Linked DNA regions of Homo sapiens: region 1 is linked to region 2. Evidence: chromatin loops called from intact Hi-C (ENCODE). Cell type or tissue: mammary epithelial cell. All regions are shown on one strand. Each heading gives the region's core, and the rest is flanking DNA. Links, peaks and the distances in the headings are about the cores only. Region 1 has its middle 120 kb from the start of LINC02380. Region 2 overlaps IGFBP7-AS1 (IGFBP7 antisense RNA 1).

Region 1 (12,639 bases), core at 3,595-8,594, 120 kb before region 2:
ACTCTGTATTTTAGGAAATTAAACTATGAAATAAGATTCTTAAAAATTAAAAAAGACATGAATACTGCTTAGTCATTTTGTTAGGTGTTTGAGGTAACTTGTAGTCTGAAGACATTACGACTTCAGTCTTACACAGAGCAAAATTCGTGGAATGACTCGGTTGATCTCAGCATGTAGGAGAACAGACACATTTTTCAAAAGCAGCAATTGACTTGTTAAAGGTTTGACATATCACAAACATTTTGATTTTGTGATCAGACTGGATAGTGATTTACTTATCCACTGACTTCACTGTCAGGTAATTTATAAGTTTACTTCTCAGCTGAGAAGTGTGGAAAATCTTAGGAGGAATTCAGAGGGCAAAGAGGAGGAAACACAAAGATGTAATAAAGGCTATAGTGGTTGCTAAAACGACAAGAAAAACAAATGGAAATCATTTGATTTGCACTGCACCTGTGAGAGAAGAAATTATGGTCCCTTTTTACATCTGAATCTCACAGGTCTATTTTGAGAGTTGAGAGATCTGTGTGAGGTACCTAATTCACTCTTCTCAAACAGCCTTCACTTTAAGAGAACTCAACTGTGAAATTTATAGAAATTATTTCTGAAGCTAAGAAGAAAGTTCAAATACCTTTTGCTTTTCACTATTTCATCAAAACTCTTCTAAAATCCCGAGACACAATGTAGTGTGGTGTGATTAAGATAGGCCAAGTCATAGGTTGCTATAATTATTAAAAACCTTGGTTTATCCTTGTGTACAAGGAATAGAATCTCTCAACCTATCTCATGTCATTAACCTTCCCAAGGAGCAGGGTAATGTGGTTACTGCTTTTGGTACCTGAAAGATTCCAAGACTTGAGGCACTGAGAAACAAAGTGTTTGGCTGAGAGATCAGATAAGAGAATAGCAGACGAACCAGTATGGATGGCTCCTGGCCATGCGTGTCACTGTCTCACCAGAAGCCATCTACTTCTTTTAAGATGTGACATTATTAGTTTACACTGTAGCATCAAACAAGTTACTCAAATGTTAGCTCACACAACACTGATCATCAATCTGATATTTAATGTTATGTTATTCAATAATAGTAATACAGTACATTTATTTATTTAACAAGTATTTCTTAAATACTAACTGTGCATCAGTCACCGTATTAGGTACTGGGAACCCAGAAATAAATGAGAAGTGGTACCTGACTGAGGAGCCGAGTCTCATGAAGGAGACAGACACAGAAATTAATAAACACAATTCTTGAAAGGGCAGAGAGAAGCACAGTAGTGTAGGAGCCCAAACATATAGTTAATGTCAATTAACCAATAATTCATTCTTAGACCTTTCTATACCTCATTCCCTAGCATGATGCTGGGCACATGCAGGCAATTGATAAATGTGTATTTGGATGGATGGATGGATGGATGGATGGATGGTTGGATGGATAAATGGTTGATGGGTAGATGGGTGGAAAAGTGGATGAGTGGATGAGTGGATGAGTTAATGAGAAGAGTGAGTGAGTAAACAAAAATAAATTGACAACTCAGGAAATAATATTCTGTCAGGTCATGTGTTCTCATTTTAGGTTTGGGAAATCTGGCCAAGGTAATTGGAAAGTACGGTAGAATTCATTGACATATCTGGATATTATTCAGAAAGGCTTAAGATAATACTGCAGATGGTAAAATAAAAAGTTAGAGAGCCAGTTAATTGTTTCTCCATAGATACACATACAGTTAACTTCAACTCACTTGTTTATTTATTTGTGATTATCCTCAGCTCAAGCATCATTTTTTCAGAGATAACTTTCCAGGCTCCCAATCCCACACATGGTCTAGGTCAGGGCATTTATTAAACAATCTCAAAGAATCATGTACTGTTGCTTCATCACACTGGTCTCTGCATATTCTTATGCATACAATAGTTTGTGTTATTTATTTTTAGATTCATGCCTGTCTCCCCTAGAAGAATATAAGATCAAAAAGAAGAGTCGGAGCCTCATCTGTTTTTGCTTCCCAGAGATAGCATCAACATCTAAGACAGTATTTGGCATGTAAAAGGTGCTAAATAAATATTTGTTGAATAGGTAAAGAGAAGCACTCCTGTCTCACTGACTGAAATACTGTGAATATGCAAGAAGCAATGCTTTTTCAGAACTCTGTAAATGTTTGCTATTCAAAAAAAAAAAAAGGTTTTTACCGCTCATATATAGACACTAAAGAAATATTCATTTCTTTTAAGAAAAATGTATATGGCTTCACTTGAATCACATTGGTCTCAATCATTCAGATAACTCCAGCAAGTGGAGGCTGGAAAATGTCATTGCTGGAATTGTAGAGAGTTAATACATAATATACATAATACCCTTTTCTTCTTTCTCCTGATTTAGGACCAATGGATAAATAAAGGTGATGCATTGACAATTATGGTATCAGCACCGGCAGGCCCATTGAAAGATTGGCCTTTGTATTAACCCATTTTCACACTGCTACCAAGAGCTACCGGAGACTGGGTAATTTATAAAGAAAAGAAGTTTTACTGACTCAAAGTTCCACAAACTTAACAGAAAGTGTAACTGGGAGGCCTCAGGAAACTTACGATCATGGCGGAAGGTGAAGGGGAAGCATGCACATCTTCACAATGGCAGAGCAGGAGACAGACAGAAAGTGAAGAAAGAAGTGTCACATGCTTTCAAACAACCAGATATCGGAAGAACGAACTCACTATCACGAGGACTGCAAGAGGGAAGTCCACTCCATGATTCAATCACCTCCCACCAGGCCCCTCCCCTGACACATGAGGATTACAATTTGAGATGAGATTTAGGTGGGGACACGGAGCCAAACCATATCAGTCTTTCAATCTGTAACTCAAATAATTTATGACCCTTTCCTGCCCCTCACCCCCACACTAGACCTTGGGAAAGCCATGTGCAGGAAGATATGCCACTTGCAGCAAGGGTTTTCTCATTTTATGTAGAGTAGTACAAAAGATAAATAAGACAACATATTCCGGGATTTGGGGTCTTTTTCTTCACTTAAGAATCAGAGACCAGTGCATGCTACTGATGTAACTCATAAAAAATAATGGGTGAGACAAGAGGCCAGAGGTCCCTGCACATGCAATCAATAAGGCCAGAAGAAAGGAGAAATCCCCATGACAGGCAAATCCTTGATGAGCTTCTCTGTTCCAACCACTGGGACACAGTACAGTAAATGGCAAATGAATAGGGGAAATAGGAAAAAAAAAAAATGAAATATGCAAGTTTTGCTTTTCCAGATGGCACAATTCATGGAAATTATCACCTTCATTTCTGATAAGCATCTGGTAGTTAATACCCAATCTTTTCTTTGCAGGAGCCATGACATCGTTTAAAAGAATTCAGGCCGGGCATGGTGGCTCACGCCTGAAGCCGAGGCAGGCGGATCACCTGAGGTCAGGCATTCAAGACCAGCCTGGCCAACATGGTGAAACCCCATCTCTACTAAAAAAAAAAAAAATACAAACAATTAGCCAGGCATGATGGTGGGTGCCTTTAATCTCTGCTCAGGAGGCTGTGGTGGGAGAATTGCTTGAACCTGGGAGGCAGAGGTTGCAGGGAGCCGAGATCGCACCACTGTACTCTAGCCTGGGTGAGAGAGCAAGACTTCATCTCAAAAAAAAAAAAAAAGAAAGAAAAAGAAAGAAAGCAAAGAATAGGAGATCTATTTGGTACAGCAATATTTGCTCTTACTTCAAAGATGTTTGGCTTAGGGGATCTCCTCCTATCTGGTTGTGACCTCTCCCCATAATATGCCTTTATGCTCAACTCCTTGGTATTAGGTTCTCCCATGCACTCATTATTTATTGCATAAAAGTAGCTACAATTCCCGGAACCTTACTGCATGTCAGGCACTATGATAAGCACTTTATATGCATTATCTCAATTCTCACAGTCTATACAGTAGAATGAATATCCCCATTATAAAGATGAGGAAACTGGGGCTTGTGACTACCAATTTCTTGCCAAGATTCACATAACTTGTTATTGAAGGAGCTGAAATTCAAAGCCAAGAAACTTGATTTCAGAGCCTGCATTCAACCACTATAGCAGCAAGGAGAAATGAGAAATACCTGGAAAAACTTTCCTAGACAAAAAGAGTGCAGATTGTCACCTGTCAGCTCTACTTAATACATAAGAAAATTCAAAAGAGAGGTAACATTGCTTTATCTTGTAACAACTTTTACCTCAAATCTATTCCTGTTTAATAGCCCTGAGAATGCTTATGTCAGTGGGAATGTAAATTAATTCAGTCACTGTGGAAAGCAGTTTAGAGATTTCTCTAAGAACTTAGAACTACCATTCAACCGAGCAATCTCATTACTAGGTACACATCCAAAAGAAAGTAAGCCGGTCTATCAAAAAGACACATGCACTCATAGGTTCATGGAAGCACTATTCATAATCATAGAAAAGACACAGCAAAGACATGGAATTAACCTAGATGACCATCAGTGTGGATTGGATTTTTTTTAATGCAGTACATATATACCATGAAATACTACATAACCATAAAAATTTTTTTTTTAAAAATCATGTCCTTTATGGCAACATGGATGCAGCTGGAGGACATTATTCTAAGCGAATTAACTCAGGAACAGAAAACCAAATACCACATGTTCTCGATTATAAGTGGGAGCTAAACTTTGGGTACACACGGACATAAAGATGGCAACAATAGGCACTGGGGACTACTAGAGAGGGAAGGGAGAGAGGGGAGCAAAAGTTGAGAAACCTCTCTATTGGGTATCATGCTTACTACCTGGGTGACAGAATAAACCATACTCCAAACCTCAGCATCACACAGTGTACCTAAGTAACAAAGTTGTATATGTACTCCTTAAATCTAAAATAAAAGTCAATTTAAAATAAGAGAGAGAGCTGGGCATGGTGGCAGGTGCCTGTAATCCCAGCACTTTGGGAGGCCAAAGCAGGCAGATCACCTGAGGTCAGGAGTTCAAGGCCAACATGGTGAAACCCCGTCTCTACTAAAAACAATACAAAAATTAGCCGGGCATGGTGGCAGGTGCCTGTGATCCCAGCTACTTGGGAGGCCGAGGCAGGAGAATTGCTTGAACCCAGGAAGCAGAGGTTGCAGTGAGCCAAGATTGCACCATTGCACTCCAGCCTGGGTGACAAGAGTGAAACTCTGTCTCAAGAAAAAAGAAGAGAGAGAGAGAGATAGCCCTGAATATATATCCTTGATTCCAGTTGAAGTCACCATAACAACCAAAGAAGATAGTCACAGAGAAAGAATAAGACCGAGCTTTCTCTAGAACACTTTGATGAAATTCCTTTTTTGCTTTCAAGTTTTTTTTCTCTTTAATCAATACATATTAATTGTATGTATTTATGGGTATAGTGTGATGTTTTGATACATATATACATACCTCAAATGTTTATCATTTCTTTGTGATGAGAATATTCAAAATGCTACCTTCTAGTTCTTTTGACATATACTATATTTTATTGTTGACTATAGACACTCTACTGTGCAATAGAATGCCAGAACTCAATTCTCCTAAGTGGAACTTTGTATGTGATGACCAGCCTCTCTCCACCCCTTTCTCATTTCTGATTAGATGCTGTGGTAGCTAATCTCCAGAGACAGTCCCAGTGACCAAACCTCCTTGTACATCTTGGTACAACCACACTGGATCTGGACTGGCCCTGTGCATCACTCTAATTGCTACAATGTGGCAGAAGGGAGCTACGTATCTTTCAAGACTGAGAGATCTGCACCTCTCCTTGGCACCTCTGCTCATCTCCTGTCTCCTCTTGGAACATTTCCTCTTGTAGCCCAGTCACTGTGTTTGTGCTTTAAGAAACCCACATGGGGGCAGCAGTTCCAAGATGGCTGAATAGGAACAGCTCCAATCTACAGCTCCCAGCATGAGCAACGCAGAAGATGGGTGATTTCTGCATTTCCAACTGAGATACCGGGTTCATCTCACTGGGGCTTGTTGGACAGTGGGTACAGGACAGTGGGTGAAGCACACCGAGCATGAGCAGAAGCAGGGTGAGGCATTGCCTCACCCCAGAAGCACAGGGGGTCAGGGAATTCCCTTTCCTAGCCAAGCAAAGCTGCAACAGACGGCACCTGGAAAATTGGGTCACTCCCACCCTAATACTGCACATTCCAGTGGTCTTAGCAAACGACACACCAGGAGATTATATCTCACGTCTGGCTTGGAGGTTCCCACGCCCACAGAGCCTCGCTCATTGCTAGTACAGCAGTCTGAGATCGAAATGCAAGGTGGCAGCGAGGCTGGCAGAGGGGCACCCGCCATTGCTGAGGCATGAGTAGGTAAACAAAGCAGCTGGGAAGCTCCAAATTGACGGAGCCCACCGCAGCTCAAGGAGGCCTGCCTGCCTCTGTATGTAGACTCCACCTCTGGAGGCAGGGCATAGCCAAACACAAGGCAGCAGAAACCTCTGCAGACTTAAATGTCCCTGTCTGACAGCTTTGAAGAGAGTGTGGTTCTCCCAGCACAGAGTTTGAGATCTGAGAATGGACAGACTGCCTCCTCAAGTGGATTCCTGAACCCCAAGTAGCCTAACTGGGAGGCACCCCCAAGTAGGGGCAGACTGACACCTCACACGGCCAGGTACCCCTCTGAGATGAAACTTCCAGAGGAACGATCAAGCAGCAACATTTTCTGTTCAGCAATATTCGCTGTTCTGCAGCCTCCATTGCTGATACCCAGGCAAACAGGGCCTGGAGTGGACCTCCAGCAAATTCCTACAGACCTGCAGCTGAGGTTCCTGACTGTTAGAAGGAAAACTAACAAACAAAAAGGACATCCACACCAAAACCCCATCTGTACGTGACCATCATCAAAAACTAAAGGTAGATAAAACCACAAATATGGGGAAAAAACAGAGCAGAAAAGCTAAAAATTCTAAAAATCAGAGTGCCTTTCCCCCTCCAAAGGAACACAGCTCCTCACCAGCAATGCAACAAAGCTGGATGGAGAATGACTTTGACGAGTTGAGAGAAGAATGCCTCAGACAATCAAACTCCTCCAAGTCAAAGGAGGAAGTATGAACCCATCACAAAGTAGCTAAAAACCTTGAAAAAAGATTAGATGAATGGCTAACTAGAATAACCAGTGTAGAGAAGTCTTTAAATGACCTGATGGAGCTGAAAACCATGGCATGAGAACTACGTGATGAATGCACAAGCTTCAGTAGCCAATTCAATCAACTGGAAGAAAGGGTATCAGTGGTTGAAGAGCAAATGAATGAAATGAAGCGAGAAGAGAAGTTTAGAGAAAAAACAGTAAAAAAGAAATGAACAAAGCCTCCAAGAAATATGGGAAATATGGGACTATGTGAAAAGATCAAATCTACGTCTGATTGGTGTGCCTGAAAGTGACAGGGAGAATGGAACCAAGTTGGAAAACACTCTGCAGGATATTATCCAGGAGAACTTCCCCAATCTAGCAAGGCAGGCCAACATTCAAATTCAGGAAATACAGAGAATGCCACAAAGATACTCCTCGAGAAGAGCAACTCCAAGACACATAATTGTCAGATTCACCAAAGTTGAAATGAAGGAAAAAATGTTAAGGGCAGCCAGAGAGGAAGGTCGGGTTGCCAACAAAGGGAAGCCCATCAGACTACCAGCTGATTTGGCAGAAACTCTACAAGCCAGAAGAGAGTGGGGGCCAATATTCAACATTTTTAAAGAAATGAATTTTCAACCCAGAATTTCATATCCAGCCAAACTAAGCTTCATAAGTGAAGGAGAAATAAAATACTTTACAGACAAGCAAATGCTGAGAGATTTTGTCACCACCAGGCCTGCCCTAAAAGAGCTCCTGAAGGAAGCACTAAACATGGAAAGGAACAACCAGTACCAGCCACTGCAAAAACATGCCAAATTGTAAAGACCATCAAAGCTAGGAAGAAACTGCATCAACTAACGAGCAAAATAACCAGCTAACATCATAATGACAGGATCAAATTCACACATAACAATATTAACGTTAAATGTAAATGGGCTAAATGCTCCAATTAAAAGACACTGACTGGGTCAGGCGCAGTGGCTCACGCCTGTAATCCCAGCACTTTGGGAGGCTGAGATGGGCGGATCATGAGGTCAGGAGATCAAGACCATCCTGGCTAACACAGTGAAACCCCGTCTCTACTAAAAATACAAAAAATTAGCCGGGCGTGGTGGCAGGCGCCTGTAGTCCCAGCTGCTTGGGAGGCTGAGGCAGGAGAATGGCATGAACCTGGGACGTGGAGCTTGCAGTGAGCTGAGATTGGGCCACTGCACTCCAGCCTGGGTGACAGAGTGAGACTCCATCTCAAAAAAAAAAAAAAAAAGACACTGACTGGCAAATTGGATAGTGAGTCAAGAACCATCAGTGTGTTGTATTCAGGATACCCATCTCACATGCAGAGACACACATAGGCTCAAAACAAAGGGATGGAGGAAGATCTACCAAGCAAATGGAAAACAAAAAAAGGCAGGGGTTGCAATCCTAGTCTCTGATAGAACAGACTTTAAACCAACAAAGATCAAAAGAGACAAAGAAGGCCATTACATAATGGTAAAGGGATCAATTCAACAAGAAGAGCTAACTATTCTAAATATATATGCACCCAATACAGGAGCACCCAGATTCATAAAGCAAGTCCTTATGAGACATGACAGCATGCTGGCAGCCCTCGCTCACTCTTGGTGCCTCCTTGGCCTCGGCGCCCACTCTGGCCATGCTTGAGGAGCCCTTCAGCCTGCCGCTGCACTGTGGGAGCCCCTCTCTGGGCTGGCCGAGGCTGGAGCCAGCTCCCTCTGCTTGCGTGGAGGTGTGGAGGGAGAGGCGTGGGCGGGAACTGGGGCTGCACGCGGCACTTGCGGGCCAGCATGAGTTCCGGGTGGGCATGGGCTCAGCAGGTCCCGCAGTCAGAGTGGCCGGCCCGTGCCACTGGCCCCGAGCAGAGAGGAGCTTCGCACCCAGGCCAGCAGCTGCGGAGGGTGCGCCGGGTCCCCCAGCAGTGCTGGCCCACCTGCGCTGTGCTCAAATTCTCACCGGGCCTCAGCTGCCTGCCCGTGGGGCAGGGCTTGGGACCTGCAGCCTGCCATGCCTGAGCCTCCTTCCCACCATGGGCTCCTGCACAGCCCAAGGCTCCCCAATGAGCACTGCCCCCTGCTCCACAGCTCCCATTCCCATTGACTGCCCAAGGGCTGAGGAGTACAGGCACATGGTGCGGGACTGGCAGGCAGCTCCACCAGCAGCCCTGGTGCAGGATCCACTAGGTGAAGCCAGCTGGGCTCCTGAGTCAGGTGGGGACTTGGAGAACCTTTATGTCTAGCTAAAGGACTGTAAACACACCAATCAGCACTCTGTGTCTACCTCAAGATTTGTAAACACACCAATCAGCACTCTGTGTCTACCTCAAGGTTTGTAAACACACCAATCAGCACTCTGTGTCTAGCTCAAGGTTTCTAAATGCACCAATCAGCACTCTGTGTCTACCTAAAGGTTTCTAAATGCACTATCAGTGCTCTGTGTCTAGCTAATATAGTGGGGACTTGGAGAACTTTCATGTCTAGCTAGAGGATTGTAAATGCACCAATCAGCACTCTGTGTCTAGCTCAGGGATTGTAAATGCACCAATCAGTGCTCTGTGTCTAGTTAATCTAGTGGGAACTTGGAGAACTTTTGTGTCTACCTAAAGGATTGTAAATGCACCAATCAGCACTCTGTGTCTAGCTCAAGGTTTGTAAACGCACCAATCAGCACCCTGTCAAAAAGGACCAATCAGCTCTCTGTAAAACAGACCAATCAGCTCTCTGTAAAGTGGGCCAATCAGCAGGATGTGGGTGTGGTCAGATAAGGGAATAAAAGCAGACTGCCCGAGCCACCAGCGGCAACCCGCTTGGGTCCCCTTCCACACTGTGGAAGCTTTGTTCATTTGCTCTTTGCAATAAATCTTGCTGCTGCTGACTCTTTGGGTCCACACTGCCTTTATGAGCTGTAACACTCACTGCAAAGGTCTGCAACTTCACTCCTGAGGCTAGCAAGACCACGAACCCACCAGGAGGAATGAAGAACTCTGGACGGGAGGAGCAAACATCTCCAGACGCGCCACCTTAAGAGCTGTAACACTCACCGTGAAGGTCTGCAGCTTCACTCCTGAAGCCAGCGAGACCACAAACTCAGCAGAAGGAAGAAACTCCGAACACGTCCAAACATCAGAAGGAACAAACTCCGGACACACTACCTTTAAGAACTGTAACACTCACTGCCAGGGTCCGCGGCTTCATTCTTGAAGTCAGTGAGACCAAGAACCCACCAATTCTGGAAACAATTAGAGACCTACAAAGAGACTTAGACTCCCACACAATAATAATGGGAGACTTCAACACCCCGTTGTCAACATTAGACAGATCCATGAGACAGAAAGTTAGCAAGGATATCCAGGAATTAAACTCAGCTCTGCACCAAGCAGACCTAATAGACATCTACAGAGCTCTCCACCCCAAATCAACAGAATATACATTCTTTTCAGCACCACAACACACCTATTCCAAAATTGACCACATAGTTCAAAGTAAAGCACTCCTCAGCAAATGTAAAAGAACAGAAATTATAACAAACTGTCTCTCAGACCACAGTGCAATCAAACTAGAACTCAGGATTAAGAAACTCACTCAAAACCGCTCAACTACATGGAAACTGAACAACCTGCTCCTGAATGACTACTGGGTACATAATGAAATGAAGGCAGAAATAAAGATGTTCTTTGAAACCAACGAGAACAAAGACACAACATAGCAGAATCTCTGGGACACATTTAAAGCAGCGTGTAGAGGGAAATTTATAGAACTAAATGCCCACAAGAGAAAGAAGGAAAGATCAAAAATTGACACCTTAATATCACAATTAAAAGAACCAGAGAAGCAAGAGCAAACACATTCAAAAGCTAGCAGAAGGCAAGAAATAACTAAGATCAGAGCACAACTAAAGGAGATAGAGACACAAAAAACCCTTCAAAAAATCAATGAATCCAGGAGCTGGTTTTTTGAAAAGATCAACAAAATTGATAGACCACTAGCAAGACTACTAAAGAAGAAAAGTGAGAAGAATCATTAAGACACAATAAAAAATGATAAAGGGGATATCACCACTGATCCCACAGAAATACAAACTACCATCAGAGAATACTATAAACACCTCTATGCAAATAAACTAGAAAATCTGGAAGAAATGGAAAAATTCCTGGACACATACACCCTCCCATGACTAAACCAGGAAGAAGTTGAATCTCTGAATAGACCAATAACAGGCTCTGAAATTGAGGAAATAATTAATAGCCTACCAACCAAAAAAAGTCCAGGGCCAGATGGATTCACAGCCGAATTCTACCAGAGGTACAAGGAAGAGCTGGTTTCCTTCTGAAACTCTTCCAATCAATAGAAAAAGAGGGAATCCTCCCTAACTCATTTTATGAGGCCTGCATCATCCTAATACCAAAACCTGGCAGAGACACAACAAAAAAAGAGAATTTTAGACCAATATCCCTGATGAACATCGATGCAAAAATCCTCAATAAAATACTGGCAAACCGAATCCAGCAGCACATCAAAAAGCTTATCCACCATGATCAAGTGGGCTCCATCCCTGGGATGCAAGGCTGGTTCAACATACACAAATCAATAAACGTAATCCATCACATGAACAGAACCAAAGACAAAAATAACATGATTATCTCAATAGATGCAGAAAAGGCCTTTGACAAAATTCAACAGCCTTCATGCTAAAAACTCTCAATAAATTAGGTATTGATGGGACATATCTCAAGATGATAAGGGCTATTTTTGACAAACCCACAGCCAATAGCATACTGAATGGGCAAAAACTGCAAGCATTCCCTTTGAAAACTGGCACAAGACAGGGATGCCCTCTCTCACCACTCCTATTCAACATAGTGTTGGAAGTTCTGGCCAGCGCAATCAGGCAGGAGAAGGAAATAAAGGGTATTCAATTAGGAAAAGAGGAAGTCAAATTGTCCCTGTTTGCAGATGACATGATTGTATATCTAGAAAACCCCATCATCTCCGCCCAAAATCTCCTTAAGCTGATAGGCAACTTCAGCAAAGTCTCAGGATACAAAATCAATGTGCAAAAATCACAAGCATTCTTATACATCAATAACAGACAAACAGAGAGCCAAGTCACGAGTGAACTCCCATTCACAACTGCTTCAAAGAGAATAAAATACCTAGGAATCCAACTTACAAGGGATGTGAAGGACCTCTTCAAGGAGAACTACAAACCACTGCTCAATGACATAAAAGAGGACACAAACAAATGGAAGAACATTCCATGCTCACGGATAGGAAGAATCAACATCATGAAAATGGCCTTACTGCCCAAAGTAATTTATAGATTCAATGCCATCCCCATCAAGCTACCAATGACTTTCTTCACAGAATTGGAAAAAACTGCTTTAAACTTCATAGGGAACTGAAAAAGAGCCCACATTATCAAGTCAATCCTAAGCCAAAAGAACAAAGCTGGAGGCATCACTCTACCTGACTTCAAACTGTACTACAAGGCTACAGTAACCAAAACAGCATGGTACTGGTACCA
Region 2 (12,639 bases), core at 3,654-8,653:
AGATCACCCTACCCGAAATCATTTGTCAGTGGAAAACAGTGTGCTATTTAAGCCCTAGGAATACAGCTGCAAGAGTGAATATTCCTTAGAAAGTACCTGTTCTTTACAAGCTTGTTAGTGACTCTTGAAACTCATGTATGTGATGGGATCTCATGACCACTGGCATCCCACCAGGTCACGGGATGTGGAGAGTGGGGTTGAAGAGGGGAGGGGCAGTGAATGTGCATCCCCGGCCACCATCCAAAAACACAACATGGTCTTTTGTTGTGCATTTCTCCTTCCCTGCAATGTTGATCCTCAAGAACCAACTGTCTTATTATTTTCCAACACTATTTATGCCTCAGACCTTCTGATATGTTGCCACAATACACTCATTCATCTGTCTTCCCCATTAACTAACTTTATGGCCCAAGTGACCTACAGCTGTCACACTCCTGCTCCTGGCTGATATTTCATCCAGAATTCCTCCTGGGCTCTGGATGTTACACTTGTTTGGGACTATGGTGATGCAAAACAGACCTGGAACTGGAATCCATGACTCTGGCAAAATGAAAACAAGCCTTTTTCATCTTCTTTTTCATCCCCTTTCCATAAGGTGACATCAAGATTCTTTACACTCCTGAAATATCATTCTTACCTCCTATAGAGAAGACTTTACGTGTGAGTAATAGCATTACAGGGTGCTTTTTTTTTTTTAAACAGAGTCTTGCTCTGTCACTCAGGCTGGAGTGAAATAGCACAATCATGGCTTACTGCAGCCTTGAGCTCTTGGGCTCAAGTGATTCTCCTATTTCATCCTCCTAAGTAGCTGTGACTACAAGCATGCACCACCACACTCAGCTAATTTTTTTTTATTTTTTGCTGGGACTGGGTCTCACTATGTTTCCTAGGCTGGTCTCAAACTCCAGGGCTCAAGCAATCCCCTCGCTTGGGCCTCCCAAAGTGCTGGGATTACAGGCATGAGCCACCATGCCTGGCTGGCCTAGAATGAATAGTAAGCTTAGCATTTACAACACACCCAGAAGATCAATACCTTCTGATAACCCATTTTAAAATGGAGAAGCTACTGGTTGGGGAAGGTAAGTAACTTGCCTTGGGTCACATAGCTAGCAAGTCAGGGACAGAGGGATGTCTACTGCCTCTCTGAATAAATACCAGATTTCCTTCCGTGCCTGAGACTGTATTTACCTGTAGCCTCAGAGTTGCTGTGGAGACTAAATTGGCTAAGCAGTTGAGTACCCACTTGGTACTATTTTCATCGAATGAATTTTTGACAGAATTGATTGGCCTAAATGAATGTTGCATTGTCTGGGAGTCCCCTGCACTTTGACAGGGTTTTTTCTTCTAAGAGGCCTCCACCTGGGTGCTGATCTTGCTAAAGCCTCCTAGAGGCCTACACACTGCTGTAGGAAGATGGCAGATGGCAGAGGTACTGACCACAATTATAGAAATAAGCAAAGCAACTTGTGCAGTGGTCTCTAACCCATGATGCGGTCTCATTGCTTTGCTCTGAGCAGAAGGTTCGTTACATTCCTTCTCCCTTCAAACATTTTCAGAAGTTCAAGCATCCCCAACAATTCTGCCATCCTCCAGAAAAACCCCACAGAGCCCATGTTAATTCCTCAGCTCCAAAGGACAGGGACATCACAGGACTTTTCCTTGAACCAAGCTTTAATGCAGTTGTTTCTTGTGGTGGAAAGAGACAGTGTAGACAAAAGGCTGTCTCTCTGCTCTGTCACTATTTCCCAAGCTGCAGCATGCACACAAACTATCTAGGCAGCTTGTTAAAATGCAAATTCTGTTTCAAAAGGGCTGGGGGCCTGAGATTCTGCATTTCTAATAGGCTCCCAGGGGATACTTGTGCTGCTGGTCCTGACACTGTGAGCAGCCAGGGATTATTTGCATGGGTCTCTTTTCCTTGTGAACCCTTTGATGTTGCATTTTGACAAAGAAGTCATGTAGAGACTAAAGGCTGTGGCCTCACCTGCTGCTATGGATAGAAGTAGGGCTTTCCTGTGACAGGAAGAACTTCCCAAAGTCAATCACCAGGAAAAGAGAACTTGAGACCACCCAGGAAGAAAGTGCTTCACCCTCTGCTGAACCAGCACTTCCACAGATGAGGCTTAAGCGGTCTCTTGGCATCAGGAACCCTCCACCTGGCAACATTCCATGAGTCAGACAGGCAGACATATGAGGCCATAAATTGAAGAAAAGTAAACTTTGCCTTGTAACCCTGCCTGTGTGCAGTTCCTTTTGTGGCCAGCCTGGCTCAGCTGTGAATCCAAGGAATTAAAAGGTTCAAGTGTCCCCCACCTTGTTCGCCTGCTTAGAACTGGAGAATTAATAATGAATCAGCTCCCTCTGAAGCCAGCCTTGTAGGACCTGCAGAAATTAGCTAGAGACCTCCAAGGGGACAATAAATCTTGAGGAATAAGAGTTGGATCTTTAAGGTCCAGCTGCTCTTCTTACGTGGAGACTTCCCTTCCGTTGACACAAATGAAGGATCTAAGTTTGATTACTAAGGAAGAGAGAGGTTTCTTGTTCATGATGAGAGCATGAAGCTTTAAAAAAGAGAGAGATTTAAGTTTCAGAAACTTGGTTCCTCAATGCAGCAGGTGGACCTGAAGTTGTCAATGTCATAGCTAAAGACTGGGAAAACACAACTCAAGAAAGGATGGCTGTGGGCAAAGCCAAGCAGCCTGGTTTAGCACCCCCTAGCGGAAGAAGGGGACAATGTTTATGGTCCCTGCTTCTGGTTAGCTAAGGAACTTAACCGCTGGAATTCCGTGCAAGGTCATTTCTCTAAGCAGGAATCAACTCAAGCTCTGATCCTCCCTAATAGCATAACTATTTGCCACGCATCTAGCCAAGAGTTAGTTAATGCTGCTTCCACAGGGAAAGAGGCCGTGGTCAGACCAGCCTTTAATGAGCATCCCAGGGCCTGGCTAGACTTGGAGGGAGGGAGCATATTGAGATATTAGTCGAAGCTCCAAAACAATAGGTGCCTGCGCCCTCTAAGTAGCTCATGTGTTACAGATCTGACAAGTCTCATTGATTTAAATAGCTGGAGCACTGCTTGGATTTTAATCTCCTTCACCCTTATACCAAGGAGGTCGCTGTTTAAATGCTTTTACTTAATAATGTAAACACCTGTCACACGCCAGGGGCAAAGCTATTAGGGAGAAGGATTATTTAAAGCAACGCTCCTGAATACAACATTGCTATTATTGTCTTATCCTCAATTGCCAGGGTCTGAGCAATTTTTAAGATCAGAGACAGCAGCCAAGTCACCTAGTGCTCTGTCCCCTAACACCCAGACAGAATAGGCATCTGCTCACATGCTGTCATCTGAATGCCATCAAATATCTGATCTTCCAAGAGTGTTGTACTCAGCGCATGTGTTTACCAAAGTCCCTTGTTAAAATGGAAAGCTGTTTCCATAGGGTGCTGTCTATTAGGCCTATTATCCTGGTAGCTACAAGGCACAGGAACTAAACCCTTTACAATTATTATCGCTTTTATATCTACAACAACCCTATGATTTAGTGCTGTTGTTAACCCCGTAATATGAAGAACAGAATGGGTAAGCAACTTTCTCAGGGACACACAGTATTTAGCAGAAAAAAGATTCAAACATAGGATTGGCTTCAGAGTATATGCTTTTAGGCACTATGCCATATTGTGTCTCACTACACACACACACCCCAAGGAGATACATATGGATATATAAATATTTTTTTGAGACAGGGTCTCACTTTGTCACCCAGGCCATGAACATGGCTCACTACAGCCTCGACCTCCTGGACTCAAGCAATCCTCCTGCCTCAGACTCCCAAGTAGCTGGGACTACATGTGAGCGCCGCCATGCCTGGCTAATTTTTGAACTTTTTTGTAGAGACAGGGATTCACTATGTTGCCCAGGCTGGTCTCAAGCTCCTGAGCTCAAGCAATCCACTCGCCTCGGCCTCACAAAGTGCTGGGATTACAGGCGTGAACCACCGCATGTGGCCTTATATATAGGGGTGTGTGTGTGTGTGTGTGTGTGTGTGTGTGTGTGTGTGGCAGTCATTAGGACCCATTAGTTTACCACATAAGCCTGTCACATGGCAAGGTAAAAGCCTAGAGGAATGGCATAGAAGAGAGTAGAAGGGGGGAAACAAACAGAACCTAGAGGGTTAGTGGGTAGGAGAGCCTGAGGCTATGCCCTAAAGCCTGGACTGTGGTCTTTGGAACAGAATATGGGCATCAGGAGGCCTGGAGTTAGGACCTGCCAAGACCAGGGATGTGAGAGCACTGCCTATAACCTAGCTTGGAGGAAGGATTCTCCCTGCTTCCTCTCTCTCCCTTCCTTTACCCAAGCTGCTTCATCCATGAGGCATGCTTAAAGCCAAAGCACAAGCCCTTCCCTCACCCCACTTGCCATATATGTCTTCTGAATGCTCATCATAGCTACCAGTCTTGGCAAAACTCATATCTTCTTGAGACCTGTCAATAGCACCTAAAGCCCTGATGTCATCTAACCAACTGTTGGTTAATGACATTGACCCTAAGCAGGAAGGCGTGCTAATGGAAAGTGTAGGCCGCAGTAGGCACTTGTCTTTATTCAAGTTACTGGTCAAATATTGTTGTGGTTTATTAAATTAAGACAACTACTCTTCCACAAACATATCTTAGTGATGAAAGCCAATCTCTATAACTTGGTTCTGGCACCTCAGTTCAACAGTAATTTGGTAAGCAAACCCTTTGTTACAATACAAAACAAAAAAATAGAAAATGGTTCATTCATTCATTCATCAAATAATCATTAAACTTCTTTTATATAAGGCACTGTTCTTAGTACCGTAGATGAATCAGAAAATAGGAGCATCACTATCTCTGCTCGTGTGGAACTTTCAGCTCTATGGGAGACAGAAAGCAAATCAGCAAAGGGGGAAAATAATGTCAGGTGTTGAAAGAAAACACTCAGAGCAGTGTTTCTCCAAGAGTGATGCCCATCCTGGCAGCATCAGCATCAACTGAGAACTTGGTAAAACACAGAACTTCATGCTGCTTCCAAACCTGCTGAATCAAAAACTCTGGCCATGGGCCCCAGCAACCTTTGTTTTATCAGGCCTGCCAGGTGATTCTAATCTGTGCTAAGGCTGAGGAATCACTAGAATAGAAAGTGAGGGTGGAGAAGGGAGCATCTTTAGATAAGATAATCAGGAGAGGCTTTTCTGACATTCAAACTGAGACCTGACGGATGAAAAGAAACATGCCTTGCAAGAGCCAAGAGAAAAAATATTCCGGGCACAGGGAACAACAGGTGCAAAGTCCTTAAGGCAGGGAAGAACTTGTTATGGTCGAGGAACAGAAGGGAGAGAAGTATGACCAGAGCACAGTTATTGAAAGGGAAGCTGATGGGTGCAGGGGTCAGATCATGCAAGGACTTAGAAACCTCAGTAAGGAGGATGAATTATAAACTCACATAAATGCCCTAATGAAGGAAACATGGTCCTGTGAGAGCTTGTAGCACATGAACCCAACCTAGTTTGTGGGTCAGGAAGAGCTTTCCAGAGGTAATGATGTTTGAAGATAATTTTTTTTCTTAACTCTTATAAGTTCTTAGAACAGTCCCCTGTAACAAACAAAAAAAAAAAGGTTAACGAGAGAAAAACAAACAGATGTTTGTTTGATGTACGTATATTTCATACATACATGGGAGAAACCCAGAGAATAAGAAACTTTCGAAGAGGTGGCTTTGAATACCAATTTATATAGTATCTTCAACAAGGAACAGTACGTTTTTAGATTTGTGACACAAAGGAAAAGAACTTTGAGTCCTTAGGGGCAGCAACTTTTGGAAAGGCAAATAATTGGCAGATAAAGGCTAGTTGGTGAAGCTTGTTAATGTAGGTTCCTCTGGTGCTCTCTCCAGGCATGTAAGGATCCAAAGTTGTCTTAAGTGGTTAATCTCTGTTTGCCTGGGGAGCAAGAGGAGGTGGGATGTCTTTTGTCTTCATAAATGTATGTCCTGATTTGAGGCAAATAGGGAAAGAGCAGGGTGCTTTCCTGCATGTGTTTCTCCTTATTTGCGGTCAGCTCAACAATCCTCATGCCAAAGAGGCATATTTTGGAGTGGCATATCCTGATCTCCCACAGTCAAGGGTAAGTTCAAGACAACTAAAAAAGTGGAGGAACCATCAGGTGCAAAGGCCCGAGATAGGAGAGAGCACAACACTGTCAAATGTTTCCATTGTGAAAGGCTTTGAAATAGGCAAAGATGATTCATGGATGTTCTAACACACCCTTCCTGGTTATTCTGTAGTGTTCATTGTCTTTGGCCTATTTTACAACTACTGCAAGTTGTAGAAAACTGAGAGTAATGCAAATGATTCTTGTCCATAGAAACGCAAATTAATTTTGCCCAGTGGAATGCAGTTGATTATTGTCCTAGGAATTTGGGTAGTTTTGCAACTATTAACAAATTCAGTTCAGCCTTTCCTGATTGTGTGTGTGCGTGCGTGTGTGTGTGTGTGTGTGTGTGTTCTGAATTCTTCTAACCAGTTGTGACATCTTACTGATTCGCTCATTAATCAGTGAACTAAAAAAATCTTTGACACATGTTCATTTTATAATCATACAAGAGTTATAATTTTACCCTTCAGAAAAATTATTCTTTAACAACATATACAAGGAATTACAAAGGGGCAGTATGGTACCAGATTGCCAGACAAAAATATAGGACACTCAGTTTGAATTCAGATAAATAATTTTTTTCTATAAATATGTTCCAAAAATCATACATACTAAAAGAGTCTTCAGTGTTCATCAGAAATTCAAACTTCCCTGGGCACCCTGTATTTCTTCTTGCTAAATCTGACAATGCTGCAGCATGGTCACCGTGGCACTGTGCTCCTTCTGTGGCCCCTATTGGCTTCTGGGTTTGGGAACAGAAAGAACCACCTTTTATTGGTCTTTGACTCCTTCTCAGAGGCAACATCAATGTATCTCCTCCTCAAATTTCAAACCAAATTTCATTTTGTGTTTTAAAAATAAATTAGCTTCAATTGTCTCCTTTATAAAGGGGCAGATGCAGCCAGGCTTTTCACAAGGGTACTCTTTCTACCCTGTGTTACTCCATCACACAGAGCTTGAAAAGTTTCCGCCAATCCCACCGACGTGGAAACTGGTAACTTAGTGCTGTAAATCAGGGGTCCCCAGCCCCTGGTCCACAAACTGGTATGAGTTAGGAACAGGGCCCCACAGCAGGAAGTGAGCAGCATTACCACCTGAGCTCCGCCTCCTGTCGGATCAGCAGCTGCATTAGATTCTCATAGGGGTGCAAGCCCTATTGTGAATTGCTCATGCAAGGGATTTCGGTTGTGTTCTCCTTATGAGAATCTAATATGCTAATAGCTGATGATCTTGTCTGAGGTGGAACAGTTTCATCCCAAAACCATCTCCCGCCCCTTCTGTGGAAAAAAAAACGTCTTCCATGAAACCAGTCCCTGGTGCCAAAAAGTTTAGGGATGGCTGCTGTGAAGCAACAGTTTTACTATACTGTAGTACAGTACTCTATTGCTTCTACCGAACCAATCAGCTGAACTAGATGAACAAGAACAACCAAACTGACCATTTTTTAACTCAACAGACCAGTAGACTTGTTGCATTTCAGTACTCTTGGAAAAACTGCTGTCTTATTTCCTATCTGCCTATGAAAGACTTTCTTTCTGGCCCACAAGAGTGTGTGAGGTGCCATTTACTCTGAGGTCAGGGACAAAGAAAAAAAAGAGAGAAAAGAAAGGCAAGTTCTATGGATGATGCACAGTGAGATGTGAGAATGTCTCTGACCTCACATACATTCCCCCTTCTCATCCCCTCATCCCTCACTCTATCCAAAATTGCCTGTTTTTCCCCTAAAGTTTTGCAACTTTAGGATGAAGCTTTTCTATATTCAAGCCACCTATTAAAATGCAAATATCTTCCCACGAGAATACCCTAACATCAGCTAACATTTTAGTAGGAATTGACTGACAGGACATAATATACAAACCATGCATGTGGGGAGAAACAGAATAGGTGTGTGGTAAGGGATGTTGAGGGCAGGCAGGAAGGAAACCCCCAGAGAGAAGGAGGATATGTAAGAGGCCTGAAGACATGCTTTAGGCCTTACACCAATCTTGTAAAACAAAGTCTATAAAAATCTACGGAAAGATCATTTTAAATTCAGGGCCAAATGCTTTTGATATTTCCTCTGCCTTTCCCTATAATGTGATATAAGATACCCCCAAAAGGAGATTTTCATGGTAACATATTGTTGACTGGGTAGGCTTCCCTGCAGACTGGCAGTAGAGACATACCTGCAAAATGGAGACTCCCCTCCCCAAAGGCAGTCTGATTGCCAGCAGAAGTTTGATCACACCCTCCCCAGCCCAGTTGGCTCTCAGAGGAATTATCATCACTTTCTGAATACACAAGATGATGAATGTGCCCAGCTCTTCCTGGGATGTAGGAGTGGGAGCCTGGCAGACAATTCTCTCCAGATTGAATAAATGCTGGGGGGCCCGGGGGAAGATCATTGTCCCCAGGAAGCATCCATCCCTCTTTAAGCAATGGCTGTGCACACCAACCTTGGATCCCAACTTCTGTAATATTTCTCTGTTATAAATTGGCAGGCACAGCATGTGGTCAAGGAGCCATTACAAGCCCTCTCAAACAATATTTTTTTTCCCAGAGACTTAATTTCTTAAAATGTGAGAGTGATTCTTCTGCGGAAAGTAGAACAGTGTCTTTTTGAGCCTGCCAGACAAAAACAAAACTAAACAAAACAAAAGGCAAAGTCTCTGAGAGGATAACAAGGCGAGCAGGCTTCCTTGTGTGCACCTGGAGGCCCTTCCTTCGGCGCTGTGGCTGCCTTAATGAGAACAGATGGCACCGTCGGGAGACGGGCTCGATATTATACGCCTCCCGTGTCCTCCTTCTGAAACCAGCTTTGAGCAGATCTTTTTTCACTGTGAATTGGCGCCGGTTGTTTAAGCGGTGGCCTAGCCATGTGCCAGAAAGCAGGATGTTCATACAGAAAGCAGGATGCTAATACATTCACAGCTGCCTCTTGCAGAACTCAAAGCCTTTTATAACGGAGCAGGTGAAGTCTTTGGAAGGCCCGCTTCAAGGATGGAGGAAGAGGCTGCCATGAGCAGCCCACAGAGAGTGACTCACCTAACCACTGTCAGAGAAGAAACCCCATCCCCCAGTCCCCACTCTGTGATTCTAGCTGCCTAATGCCGCCTCGTGGCTACAGCCCGAGACCCTCCCCGTGCAGGGTCCAGAAGGTGGGAAGGCAAAGATTCCACCTGGAGCTTAGGAAGGTCTGAAGGGGCTGAACCTGAATGTGGTAGCTCTGGCTGACCAGCCCCCATCCCCCAAGAGGTAGAAGTCACCACCTCTGTGCAGAAGCTGTTTCTCATCGCCTCATGCTTGGCCTCCTGATCTGGGGCAGACTCAGGTAAGCTCCCACAGCGGTATCCACAGAATGAAGGCAGAGAGATCTCAACAGTAGGAAACTCTGGCATTTTAAACTCTGCATTTCAACATAAGTTGTTTTGTTGTCATCATAATTACCAAATTTAAATTACCTCTATTTTCGGGTCTCAGGAAGCCATAAAGAGAGAAAGCAAAGATTTTCACGGTGAGAAACGAGAAATGATGAGGAGAAGAGGCAACCTGTGGAGCCGAGACTTAAAGAGGGAATATGTTTCTGGAGTCAGCTGCAGCCGAGGTGTCTAAAAATGAAAGAAGAAGGGGCACTCGGTGAGTGGACAACACAAATGGAAAAGGAGTGGAGTTTGGAAAACAATCTTCCAGTTCCACCGGAGGGAAGGCCCAGATGAAGTTATCCAGAGGAATTTTTGCGTGGTGGTCAGGTGCAGGATTCTAAAATGAGCATAGAAACTGGAATCATGTTGTGGGTTTGTGTGTGTGTGTGTGTGTGTGTGTGTGTGTGTTTGTTTGTTTGTTTTTTGAGATGGAGTCTTGCTCTTGTCGCCCAGGCTGGAATGCAGTGGCACGATCTCGGCTCACTGCAACCTCCACTTCCCAGGTTCAAGAGATTCTCTTGCCTCAGCCTCTCGACTGCAGGCGCCCGCCACCATGCCCAGCCCATGTTGTTTTGTGTGCCTGACAGCAGTGTTCACAAAGGATGGGATAACCACTCAGAACTCAAGATTTCTCCTGCATCTTTACAAAATAATAAAAGCCAAAACCAGGAGGCGTAGGAGAAAAGACAACAATAATTAACCAGTGTGCCCTTTCAAATCATTAATTGACTAACTTGACTATAATATATAACAGAACACCATAATCCATTACATATCATGTAGTAAAGGAATATTCAAAGATTTGTGAAATGCTTCTAATGCAGTTTGAGTGACAAAGCAAGTCACAAAGCAGAATATGAAGTATGATTCCTAATTTTGCTTTTAAAATGCACCTACATACAAACATGATAAAGAAATAAATACACGTACATTCCACAATGGTTGCATTGGGATGAGACAGTTATAGGTGATCTTTAACTTTCCTTTACATTTTTCTAAATTATATATCCTGCACCTTTTCTAAGCACAGAAAAAGAAATTAACATGTAATTTTACATTTCTAATATTTGTACAGGAAAGCCTCTCCAGTGAGCATTTCTGTGTGAAGGGACCCCAATAATCCCATGCATACCCATCCCCCAGCCTCATCCAGGGTGGAGCTCAGGCCCCACCTGCAGTATTATATCTTCATTCCCATTGTTCTTGAAAAATTAAGTCTCCTCAAGGGTTCTTAAAGCTTCTGTGGAGTTTTCAAAGGTTGAAATTATGCCTTAGTCCATAGTTCCATACCCCAACATCAATAACCGTGTCTGACACAAAATAACTGTTCAATAAATGTTCAAGGATTGGATAAACAACCAACCCCAAATTCCCCAAGTGAGATTATCACATTTATTGCTTAGCCCCTCCTGTGTTAATAAGATCAAGAGAAATGTCATAGCAGCAATACACAGTGCCGCTTTATTTCACTTCCTGTTTTTTGGGAGGTGCACTCGATCCCTGCATCGTGTGAATCATCACATCCACACCTACCCCATATCACTGAGCAAAGACATGATCGCCAAGTTAAAAAGTGCCATGTCATGGAACCCCTAGTGAACCTGGACTGATTCAAGGGTGAAACCATGTTGATTCTCTTGACCACTTGTACAATCTCATCCTCAGCCTTACGCTGGGCATGTGGGTCTGATCAAGGTTCTTGGCCCTGGGCATGTCTCCCCCGGGCACCATGCTTTACATAAAGTAGCAATTCAGAATCTCCATCAGGATCACCAGGAAGCCAAGCCATCCAGTCTAATGAACGCTGACAAAGGGCCAGGCCCTGGGAAGACAAAGAGGAATGCTTACTGCCACATAGCTCTGCCAACCACTGGACATGTGACGGAAGGACACTGGCAGGATGCCCAACAGCTGCTACTGGGTGAGCTGATATGAGTGAACCAAGAAAAGCATGGTCAAGCAGAGCCCACCAACTGATGTTACCACTGAAAATCCCCACACCCTCAGGCCCACTAATGCTATTCCAAGAAATTTATTCTACAGAAACACTTCCACATGTGCACAAAGGGATATGTAAACGTATACTGATCACAACAGTGTTTGTTTTAGCAAAAAAAAAAAAAAAAAAGAATCACAAACAACTTATATGTCAAGTAATAGACTAAATATATTATGAAATAGTATTCAGGTGTGAAAAGAATAGCTAAACCTCATCTAGCACTCATATAGCATATGTTGCAGGCTCTGTTGTAAATGTGTTACATGCGTTAACTCAGTCCTCCTAGCATCCTATGAGGTAGGTTACCGATATTAACCCCACTTTACAGGCGAAGAAACTGAGGCATGGAGCCATTAAGTCAGTTTCCCAGGATCACGCAGCTAATAAGTGATGGATCCAGGATTCAGGACGGAGGTTGAATGGATCTAAACTCCACACCATTAACCACACATCATAAAATACCAAACGGAGCAGGACCTGAAGTCAGGTGTGTGTCTAGTGCAACACATGTCCACCAGCAATAATGAGATCAGTTTTAATATACTGGTATAGAAAGATAAACCCAAGGTATTGTGAAGTGGAAAAAGTGAACTGCAAAACAGCACACACATTCCCATTTTTACTTTTTAAAAATCTTGACAAAAATAAATGCTTAGACAAGAAACATCCAAAGGTGCTCCCCAGACTGCTGAAAGTGGTCTCCTCTGGAAAGGGACTGGAAAAGGAGTTAGAGAGGTTAGGGAAGCATCCTAATTGATCTCTGACTTTTCTACATTATTTGAATTTTATGAACATACATTCCTTCAGCAATTTTGAAAAGAGAAGAAAATTAACAAAGAAAAAAGCATAGCCCAGAGAAGGTAGATCAAGCAGAATGTGTGGGTAAGGCCAATTTAGGGGATCCAACCTCTGATATACGGGTTTCCTTCACACACAAAAAGCAGACTCACAAAGTACACAACCTAAGTACCTGGGCCCCAGGTAGACGTGTTACGGGTCATCCGTGTGACTGGTGACATATCCCATTTCAGTTCCAGCTTGCCCAGCAGTTACTTGGCGTAA

Evidence for each region. A loop is a pair of places that touch in the nucleus more often than their neighbours do. Peaks named below come from ENCODE experiments on the same cell type or tissue, not always from the same donor. Only the 100,000 strongest peaks of a DNase experiment are listed, where the experiment ranks them.
Region 1: a loop joins it to region 2, with 4 times the contacts of the local background. A loop is called at or near these places in 2 of 110 quality-filtered maps.

The regions. Positions count from the first base shown.
Region 1 is chr4:57,296,769-57,309,407 of GRCh38, reverse strand. No RefSeq gene overlaps it. Among named protein-coding and RNA genes, the nearest start is that of LINC02380, 120 kb to the left of the region's middle. In mammary epithelial cell, for the core only: a CTCF peak has its summit at 5,853 (motif pointing right); a DNase peak (open chromatin) is centred at 6,147; H3K27me3 peaks cover 176 bases.
Region 2 is chr4:57,181,148-57,193,786 of GRCh38, reverse strand. IGFBP7-AS1 (IGFBP7 antisense RNA 1) reads right to left here. Exons shown (of 5, transcript NR_034081.1): 2 at 5,468-5,617. Among named protein-coding and RNA genes, the nearest start is that of IGFBP7, 77 kb to the right of the region's middle. In mammary epithelial cell, for the core only: no CTCF peak of the experiment used is centred there; a DNase peak (open chromatin) is centred at 6,376; H3K27ac peaks cover 1,364 bases.